2 separate regions of the Homo sapiens genome follow, and region 1 is linked to region 2. Evidence: read pairs that join two places in POLR2A ChIA-PET (ENCODE). Cell type or tissue: MCF 10A. All regions are shown on one strand. Links, peaks and the distances in the headings refer to the core of each region. The heading gives the core; the rest is flanking DNA.

Evidence for each region. Peaks named below come from ENCODE experiments on the same cell type or tissue, not always from the same donor. Only the 100,000 strongest peaks of a DNase experiment are listed, where the experiment ranks them.
Region 1: POLR2A ChIA-PET joins it to region 2 with 7 read pairs; 1 of 35 experiments calls an interaction of 5 or more read pairs at or near these places.

What each region holds. Positions count from the first base shown.
Region 1 is chr20:57,176,326-57,181,692 of GRCh38, forward strand. All of the region lies in intron 4 of BMP7 (bone morphogenetic protein 7), which reads right to left. Among named protein-coding and RNA genes, the nearest start is that of BMP7-AS1, 35 kb to the right of the region's middle. In MCF 10A, for the core only: no CTCF peak of the experiment used is centred there; a DNase peak (open chromatin) is centred at 3,066.
Region 2 is chr20:57,324,383-57,329,740 of GRCh38, forward strand. LOC105372687 (a long non-coding RNA gene) reads right to left here and starts at 5,282. Exons shown (of 12, transcript XR_007067670.1): 1 at 5,039-5,282; 2 at 3,576-3,721. It also overlaps the pseudogene RPL39P39. RefSeq lists enhancers at 1,953-2,456, 2,457-2,959. In MCF 10A, for the core only: no CTCF peak of the experiment used is centred there; a DNase peak (open chromatin) is centred at 2,469.

The DNA of each region.
Region 1 (5,367 bases), core at 253-5,252, 150 kb before region 2:
ATGTCCACCCAACCTTAGCTCTGCGGGCTGGTGAATTTTCTACTGGTTGAAGCGCATTTGACTTGGGTTTCTGATGTCTACAGCCAAACCTCAACCCATCCCAACTGGCTGCCCTGTGAAGGCTCATCCCATATAGAAAACGGCAGTCTGCTTGAGCCCAGGTGTCGCCCTTAGAGGTGTAGACCCTGGAGCACAGTCAGCCTCTGAGTGGAGTCTAACTCGTGAGTCAAGACCAGGTCTTGGGGACTGCTCTAGCTCTGGAGTCAAACCCCAGCTCTCCTAGATCTTGGACTCCTGGTTTGCAAAATGAAGAGAGCTCCTATAACTCCTGGGGTAGGCTTGAGTGTTCATGGCAGTTTCATATTTTCTTCTTCTTCTTCTAGCCCACTTGTTAGGGAAATTTGAAACTACGCACATTCTCCATTCACACACACACACACACACACACACACACACACACACACACCTGTTAACTGTTTGAATGCATGGCTCTTTCCTCCACACCCACTACATGCCATTAGGGTATATGTCAAAGAGTGGAACACCACTCAATTTTTGGCTTTTCTCTGATTCATGAGAATTCTATCTGCATAGCTTCTAGGATAATGAGAAATGGTAAGATAAGAAGGACATCGCCGAACTCCCTTCCCTAAGCCTTACTTTCTTCATCTGTAAAATGGGTGGGACAGGAGTGGTGCAGTAAGCTAGCCTCCCATGGACCACACACTGCAAATTAGGACACCTCCTCAGACACAGACTGGACATTCTGTTGGTCCTGGAAACCTTCAGTGTGCCTTAGCTACCCCATGGCTGAGAACAATTGTGGAATGAAATGGGCTAGAAGCAGCAAGCCAAGAGTGGAAAGCAGAAAGGAGAAAGAAGAGGGTTGAGGAGGAAGGAGGCAGGAGAGAGGAGAACAGCATGGAGAGCACAGGAGTCAGGAACTGGCCTCCAAGGCTCAGGCTGAGACAGGAGCACCATGCTCCCTGCTGGGGACTGAAAAGCAGGCTGCTTTTATTTTCATCAGCAATTTTTTTTTTGAGACAGAGTCTTGCTCTGTTGCCCAGGCTGGAGTACAGTGGTGCAATCTTGGCTCACTGCAACCTCTGCCTCCTGGGTTCAAGCAATTCTCCTGCCTCAGCCTCCTGAGTAGCTGAGACTATAGGCACTCATCACCATGCCCAGCTAATTTTTGTATTTTTAGTAGAGACGGGGTTTCACCATGTTGGCCAGGCTGGTCACAAACTCCTGACCTCAGGTAATCCACCCGCCTTGGCCTCCCAAAATGCCATTTTTGAATATATCTATTTATACAGATATAAAATTTATCTACAGTTCAGAAAAGCAATGTGGAAAGATATGCACACCAATAACGAAATTACATTTAATTGATTATAACCGAATCACATGTGTGATTCCTGAGGAGACACTTGAGACTTTCGGTGAAGTGAACTTGCTGAAGGCTGGGGCGGGGCTGGTGGGCTCCAGGCTTTGGGGCAGGAGCGCTTGCCCCTGGGTGCCCTGCCCTCGCGGCCTGCATGCCTTGTGGAGTCACTCATTCATTCAGCCATTGCTAGGGGCTGCTTCCTGGTGTGCAGGCATGAGATGAGTCCCAGGTGTAAGACAGCAAAGCCCTGCCACTCAGGGGCTTTTCCAGAACGAGAGGCGGGTCATAGATAAGTGAGTGCACATGACTTACATGGAGATGAGGGCTACAGAGGAAAACAAGGCAGGAGAAGCTGGAGTGAGCGGGCATGCTGCCGCGGGTGCCAGCAGGCGCTCTTCTGAGGAGGTGACATGTGGGTAAGAACCAAAAGGAAGTGAGATAGGAGGGTGGGGAGGCATCCAAGGGCGAGGCATTCCTGCATGACGATGCTGAGCAGTGGGGACGAGGCGCCCTCCATGTCTGAGGCCGCTGGAGTAGCATCGGATAGAGGATCAGAGGCAGGCACTGAGCCTGGCAAGGAATGAGGAAGCTGGGGCCTGGGTCAGCAGACAGTGTGGGCGGAGGGAAGATCTGCGTGGCTGGAACCAGCCCCAAGGCTCAATGCTGCAAGGGGGTGCTCAGAGTGGATGGAGGCAGCCAGGGGGAGCCCAGAGGCCCCTGGTCCCCACCCTCCGTGGGGGAGTAGCAGGGCTGGGAGAGAGAGAACCAGCTCTGGGGCAGCAGGAACCTCCCCAGGGCCAGGGTGTCCTCAACACAGGAAGGTCAAGGTCAAGGAACCATCTGGGAGGAGCCCAAACAGCTGGACTCTACAGCCTGCCCTCTAGAGCACACGATGCCAAGCAGAAACCTAAGATGGCCTTCATGGCTGTGGCAATGCCCAGGGCCACAGGTAGCCATGCCCCTCCACGAGCCTCCTCCCTCTTCCCTGTGGGGGGGTAGAAGGCAGGGTGGAGGAGAAGGAACATCCCCTCAGCTCAGGGATGTGTCAGGTGAAGCTGCTAGCTCGAGCCAGGGACATTGCTGACTCCTTGGTGTCCTGAGTCAAGGAGGATTCTGAAGCTGTGTTCAGGCTCCGTCAGAAGGAAGTCCCATGATCTATTAGCAATGTCTGTCATGAGCACAGGAGAGGCCATGATCTATTAGCAATGTCTGTCATGAGCACAGAAGGGACAAGGAGTGGCCTGAGTGCTACTTTCCCCAACCCTGTCTTAAAGTAAAGCCACGACATTTGGCATAACTTAGTTCAAACCCAAGGCCAAACAGACCAAGGCCGAGCACAGCTCATGAAGCTAGTTATGGTGTACGAGTGAGGCGTGGGCACTGGCCCTGCCACCAGGGACTCCAGACCCTGCTCTGTGCTTCCAGGGCTCTTTGATCACGGCTGTCCCAGCAGAAAGTGGCCGGAGCTCCTGTGTATCCTTAGGACTTATTAGCAGGAAAACAAGGAAAGGAAACGAAGGAGGGACTCCCAGCTCCCCTGTCCGTCCAAGCCTGCCCCACCCGCCCCCAAGCAACAGAAAGTGAGCAGGAGACAGCCCTGACGCCAGCACCGGGATTCATCCACCTCCTCAACCCCCTGCTTGGGCCGCAGACAAGTCAGGACTGGTGCTTAGGCTCAGCTCCCGCCTCCACGGGTCATCTGGCAAAGGCGGCTGCTTACCAGGGAGCTGGGTCCAAACGTGGGTGGGGAGAAGGAAGTGCAGGGACCCAGTTTCTCAACCCCAAACCGCACCATCTGAAGAGCACGTGAAGCCCCGGGGGAGGGGGCTGGCGGGCAGGAAAGCGAGCTCCGCGTGGGGTAGCGTGCCGGAGCATGTGCCCCCGCCCCAGCACACACAGGGCTGCCGAGAGATTCAACTTGTGTGGCTCCACGGCAGGGCTCCAGCCCAAAACCGGGGGGACGAGCGATTCAAAGGGGCAGGCACACAGGCGTACACACTCACACTCAAGGACTCTGGCCTAAGCCTAGGGTGGGGCCCAGGCCTCGGTATTTTTATTTTATTTTTTTCTTAACTTCCAGGCAGGTTTTAGAAGAGCTGCAAACAGGGCCACGAGCCATCCGCGGGAAGGAGGCAGGTTCCCAGCAATGAATTTCTGCCACGGGAAACAGTGAGAGCCCCGTCCTGGGGGCTGTGTAAATGGAGACTTGGTGGGGCTTTGATGAGGAGGCGGTGGGGAAAATCAGAGTGAATTCTAAGCCCGCGATGCCTAGTTCCTCTCCCCCTCATTACCCAGGTGCACCCGATGGAGCTCCAAGACACGGAAGTCTCTGCCGGGATGCAGTTTGCCTACACTTCCTGCCTGGATGATCTGCCACATCCTCTAAGGAGTCTCCGGCCTCTGAGCACCCCCTCGGCACCCACCCTGTTCCTCACCTTTCTTAGAGCAGCCAGAATGATCTTATCACCTGCACCCCACACCACAGCTTGAATCTCTGCAAAGACTTCTGAACATGCTTGGCATGAAGTTCAAACTCAAGACGTGACTCCCAAGAGAATGCCTGACCCGCCCACCCTCACTCCCCTCCCCTGCTTCAGCCCCCACAGCCTCCTCCCCACTCCCCAAAGGCGCCAGGAAACCCCACAGCACAGGCCTCTGCCCCTGCAGGTCCCACAGCCCAGAGCATCCTCTCCGGACCAGCCTGGCCTCGTGGGCACCCACTGGACCCAGAGCTCTCAGCTCGCTCGCCACGAAATGTTGTCTGCAGCCCTCGGGATGGGCTGCGTTCCCTAGGCACCACCCTGACTCTGGGTCTGTTACTATGTATGGATGTGAATGGCAACCCCCTCCTTCCTGTCCTAAATTAACACCCCCAAGGGCAGCCTTTGTGTGGGTGTTCGACATTGAATCCTAGCCTTCAAGAGTCCAGCATAAAAGAGGCTTCGAATACAAATGAAGGAATTTGGTTGGTTTTTGACTTGGGAGATCAAAGACCCCTTTGAGAAACCTGGAAAAATGGATCCACTGTCAGAAAAGAAAATATACGGAATCCCTACACACTCTGGGCCACACAGACCCACTGAGGTCCATCCGGGGGCCCCAGGACACCCGCCAGGGGTCAGGAAGCCTTGTCTTAAAAAGGCCACCAACCCCACTGACCTGCCTTCTCCCTTGAAAAGTAAAATGAACATAAATTTCAAGCTAGGCTAGGTAAGGAGGAAGAAGCTATTGGCACTAGAGGGTTAATTTGGGGGTGGGGCTGCTGCTATCCCCTCGCCAGGACCTTTCTCAATAGCCCCTTGCTCCCCTTGGGTGCTTCCTGGGACCAACCGCAGGCCCCGGAGGTGATAAGCAGCTAATAGCTTCCCACATGGTGGCAGGGCAGGTTTGCACCTCAGACCTTTTTCTGCCTTGTGATCAACCTGGAGCCAAGAAGGCTGCAACTCCTGAGCCGGCCCCCAGATGGTTGTGTCCCAGCTCCTTAGCAGGATGAGGGAAGCACTCTGAGGAGGCTGGGGGCAGTAGCTCATGCCTGTAATCTCAGTACTTTGGGAGGCCAAAGTGGAAGGATAGCTTGAGCCCAAGAGCTCGACACCAGCCTAGGCAATATAGGGAGGCCCTGTCTCTACAAAAAATAGCCAGGTGTGGTGGCATCCATCTATAGTCCCAGCTACCTGGGAGGCTCAGGCAGGAGGATTGCTTGAGCCCAGGAGGTCAAGGCTACAGTAAGCCATGCTCACACCACTGCACGCCAGCCTGGGCAATGGCGTGAGACCCTGTCTCTAAAAAAAAAAAAAAAGAAAAGAAAAAAGAAAAAGAAAATCACTTTGCCAACAAAGATGTATTCTTTCCTATCGCTGCTTTAACAAATTAACCAAGCAAATTATCAAAACAATACAAGCGGATTATAGCTCTGTGGCTCTGAAGTCCAACACCAGTCTTAGCAGGTAAATGCAACTGGGGGCTCTAGGGGAGGATCC
Region 2 (5,358 bases), core at 359-5,358:
ACCACAAAAAAATGATAAGTATGTGAGCTAAGGTGTATGTTCATTAGCATGATTTAGCTAATCAAGCTAAATATGGATACAGATTTCAAAACAACATGTTGTATAGGATAGATATACACAATTTTTATTTGTCAATTAAAATAGATAACTTTTTTAAATGAGAAGAAAACAATTGCTGAAACAATTGGGGCAATTTCAACAGATAGAATACTTGGTGATATAAAGAATGATTGTTAACATACCTTTTAGTATGATAATGGAATTATAATGTGTTTAAGAGTCCTTTTTTTTTTTAGAAACATGCTGAAACACTTATTAATAAAATAATATGATTCTTGGGATTGGTTTCAAAATAATCTGGTGTGAGGGTAGGTAAGGGGGTGGATGTGGGTGACAAAATGTTGGCCATGAGTTGACAGTCATGGAAGCTGGTGTTGGGTCCACGGTAGTGCATGACAGCACTCTCTAAAAATAAGTGAACATCCTGCTTTTGTTAATAAGATGACCCATAGGCTTGCAAATATTTTGGTGATCTTCTTAACATTAGATTTCATTTTATTCACACCAGGATATGATCTGCTTTACATCACACATCCTGGTACATGATCACTAGCTACAACAACAAGCAAATTAATTCATCAATACTAAGTTGCCTTGACTTTGAGGCAATATCGTATAGCGGCTTAGATCAAAGAAACCCTTCCTGTCAGCACCTTATCACTTGCATCTCTATGAAACCCAGCAATTTTTATACTTCTTGGTACTCAACTTTCTCTGCTGTAAAATGGGAGGGGGTAAATGAGATTTTATGCATGAAGCACTGGGCCCAGTGTCTGACCGTCAGCGAACCTTAGTTCCTATTATTACCAGAAGCAGCAATACCAGTCTGCAGAGTGAAGTCTTACTCTGGACACGTTGCTAATTTGGGCATGAATAGAAAAATGCCTGGGATAAAATACAAGGAATAGGTAACAGAGGTAACCCCATGAGGAGTCACTCATTCAATCATTCCATGTGCCACGTGGAGCTGTGGGCACATGGTAACCAGGAGTCAAGACACAGGGGTGTAGCCCAGGAAGATGTTCAGAGGGCGATCTGAAGGCTGCAGGAGAGTTAGCCAGGTTGGATTTGGGAGGGGAAGGGAGGGGAGTAGGGAAAGAAAAAGGACAAGGGGTCCCAAGCTGTTAAGGGAAAGGCAAGTGCAAAGGCCTTAGAGCAGGAAGGAACAATTCCAAGATGCAAAGGTTGCAGCGAGAAGAGCAGACCAGACCAGAAGCAGTGGCTCACACCTGTAATTCGAACACATTGGGAGACTGAGGCAGGAGGATTGCTTGAGCCCAGGAGGTCAAGGCTGCAGTGAGCTTTGATGGCGCCACTGCACTCTAGCTTGGGTGACAGAGGGAGATCCTATCTCAAAAAAAAAAAAAAGAAAGAAAAAAAAAAAGGAGGACCCAAGAAGGTGGAGCCAGTGCAGCTGCAGTGATGGGGAGCGGGGAGGTCTCTTTCTCTTTCGCTCACATCTCACACACTTCTGAATTATGTCAATATCTTATGAGAAGCATGTAGCAGTCTCACAATTTTCGAAAGCTAAAAAATGCAAAGGAAAAATGGCTATAAACCCTCAAGAAGTAAAGAAAATATTATGGCCTTTTCTCTACTTCTTGTCTAACAAGAAGCTACCATATATTTTTCTTTTTTCTTTTTTTTTTTTTGAGACAGGTTCTGCTCTGTGGCCCAGGCTGGAGAGCAGTGGCGTGAATCTCAGCTCACTCTAACCTCCGCCTCCAGGACTCAAGTGATCCTTCCACCTCAGGCCACCACACCTGGCTAATTTTTGTATTTTTTGTAGAGACATGGTTTCACCATGTTGCCCAGGCTGGTCTCAAACTCCTAAGTTCAAGTGATCTGCTCACCTCGGCCTCCCAAAGTGCCGGGATTACAGGCCTGAGCCACCGCGCCCTGCCATGAATCTACAAAATGTTAAAATTCACTTACATTTGCTAGATAAGCCACCTTGTTTAAATGTAAGAAGTATGCTATCCTCTCCTGTCTGGTTTGTTGAAAGGGCCTCCCCATCCTTGCCTCCCTTCTTTCCCTTTTTTGGATGTGTTAGAGGTGGAACAGATCTTTGCACCTAATTTAAACAATACTCCTTTCCAGCCTGCACAAAGATTTTGGCCCTCTACTGTGTTTCTGGGACTGAGTATGAGTTTGGAGGAAACACCGGCTAGTAGGGTTTGCGGGGAAGCTTCCTGGCCCATAGGGAGAACTCAGTATTGAGACTGTCCTGCAAGTTGGCATTTGTCAGTTTCATTTGCAATGTGTTGCTAGGAGCAGAATATGTTTTTCTGGTTCTTGCTCACAGCCTGGGGCTGGGACTGTTGACTTTGATGTGAAGGTGGTGCACACAGCTGCTGGGGGAGGGCCTATGAGTCCTGCCGTGGAGCAGGATACCTGCAGGGCACAGGCAGAGCCTAGCTGCTGGAGGGTGAGCTGCCCCTCCTGCTTTTGTCAGCGCAGTGGGAACCCCAGCCAAGTCCTTTCAAGTCGCACCTTGCACTTTGCGGTTTCTCCTCTTAGGAATGCCAGGTTTATTACGGGTTTGCTCACTTCACTTCACTGTTCTGATCCTCTCCTTGTGCCCCCACCCAGCTCAGGACCTTTCATTCTGTGTCAGGTCTAGCAAGGCTGCTGGCTTCTGGTTGAGTCTAATGCTAAGTGATACCAAAGGCTCTGTCCTCAGGGGACAGGGAAAAGTGGACAGAAATGTTTCTAGTCCCAGGGGAGAGGCACCTTCCAGCAGACAAGCCTTGACAGTGTCATTGACCTCCTGGCCTGCAAGATCCTTTCATTTGTTTGTTCCTCTTTGGGGATGACGCATGAGAACCCACCTGCCGCACACCCTCATTTGAAAGATGAGAAAACTAAGACCACCACCAAAGCCCCCAGAGAACGATGACACACTCCAAGCCAGACCCCCACAGATGCCTCATATCCAAGTGGTTAAGAGCATGAATTTGGAGTCAAGGTTTAACTCTCAGCTCTGTCACTTACTGGAGGTCCAATCTTACACAAAAGGGTTAATTTCTCCAAACCTCAGTTTCTTCATATGTGAATTGGGTGTACTATTTTTCACCTCTTAAAGTCACTGATTTATTTTCAGTGCATTTCTTACCCTGCCAACTTAATTATGTAAGAGTTCATCTGGCCAGGTGCAGTGGCTCACGCCCATAATCCCAGCACTTTGGGAGGGTGAGGAGGATGGATCACCTGAGGTCAGGAGTTCGAGACCAGCCTGGCCAACATGGTGAAACCCCATCTCTACTAAAAAATACAAAAACCTAGCCGGGTGCGATGGCACTTGCCTGTAATCCCAGCTACTCAGGAGGCTGAGGCAGGAGAATTACTTGAACCCAGGAGGCGGAGATTGCAGTGAGCCGAGATTGTGCCACTGCACTCCAGCCTGGGAAACAAGAGCGAAACTCCATCTCAAAAAAAAAAAAAAAAGTTCACCTGATTGCCTTTAGTTCTCCCCTCCTTTTAGGCTCCGAGCTCCCTAAGAGGAAGGGGTTTACCTGCCTTGTTCACAGCTGTGTCCTCGGTAATAAACCTTGCCCGGTGCAAGGTAGGCAGTGAGGAAGTATTTGTGATAACAGCAATGTAAAGCCATCAACACAGTGCTTGGTACATGCAGAACAGCCATCAACACAGGCAACCATCCCTGTGAACAGAGGGAGTGCATTATTTATGATGGGAAACTAGTTTTAGTTGGAAAATTATCAAATTACCAGGAACGGAAAGAACAAAACAGTTCTCCCAAGTAGCTCTTCTGGGGCCAAGCCCCAGCACCCCACCCATGCAGGACCAGGCCCCCAAAGGCCTTGGAACCACCTTGTTCCAGGGTCTCGCTCCACTGTCCTCTCCTCCTTCCCAAAGTCAGGACTCCTTTCCTTGGGCTTCAGAATTCCTATCTTCTGCTCTAGAAGGCTTGGAGCAAGTGGGGGAAAGGCACCACTCACCAAGTCTGTCAGGGGATGACATGGTATAGAGGGAGAGGAGCTACATAAAATACAAGATGCCAGTTAAGTTTGAATTTCACATAAACAATGAAATAACATTCCTTTCTCTGCCATCGTGGTGTGTGCTTGACTCCACTTCTCGCCATGTCTTTCCCACAAGACTTTTGGGATTAAGCAATTCCTGGCCAAGAAACAAAAGCAAAATCGTCCCCAGTGGATTCGGATGAAAACTGATAATAAAATCAGGTACAACTCCAAAAGGAGACATTGAAGAAGAACCGAGCTGGGCCTATAAGGAATTGCACATGAGAGGGCACACATATTTATGCTGTCTGAAGGTCACAGTCATGTTACCACATCAAGCTGAAAATGTCACCGCTCTCTGGAGAGTTGTACATGTTTTATTGAGAATATATTTTTTCTCTCTGAATCTGTGATGAATGCGTTGGTTGGCTGGGTTCAGTAATAAATATGTGAGACCTTTCACTTAAAAAAAAAAAGAACTATTTTTTTTTTTTTGAGAAGGGATCGCCCTGTGTTGCCCAGCCTGGAGTACAGTGGCTATTCACAGGCACAATCCTAGCGCACAGCAGCCTTCAACTCCTGGAGCCTCTAAATCCATCCTCCTGCCTCAGCCTCCCTAGTAGCTGGGACTACGGGTGAGTACCACTGTGCAAGGCTACAAAATAACTTTTTAGTAAAAGTATATCCCAAACTTTATACGAGACGTAGTTACTCTAAAAAAAAAAAAGGATTTGCTGTTTATCTGAAATTCTAATTTAACTGGTTGTCCTGGATTTTCTTTGCCAAATTGGTCTGCCCTACGGAGTGCGAGGGCTGGGATTTTAACCCAGGCCTGCCTGCTCTGAGCTGACCTTTCCTGGCACCTGCAAAATTAGGATGACACGTTAGGAACTTCCTGGGGTTCTTAAGGGAATTAGAAGAGGGACCTGAGTGCAAAGGGCTTTGGAGGCATTCAACTGCTATGAAACGTTAGTAAGGACAGGGATTGCGTTCACCTCAATCACAGCTGAACCCATTGCCGAGAACTGTTATCCCACACAGCTGGATCTTCATCATTATGTGTTTTAATGAAAAATCGCTGATATTGCTGTCCCTAAATAGCCAACCCCCAAAATAATTAAATCACCTCAAGGGACTCTAGGTCCAATATCCGCAGCACGCCACACAAACATCTCTCAGCTCAGCCACGCAGGGCCGATGCCTGCGCGACCCACACTCAGGGAGGCGCCCGCCTCAGGGCCTCACAGGTGGGACCGCGCCTGAGAGCCCTGCGCTTGCGCACTCCACGCCGTGCTCTACGCATACGCCTGTCCAG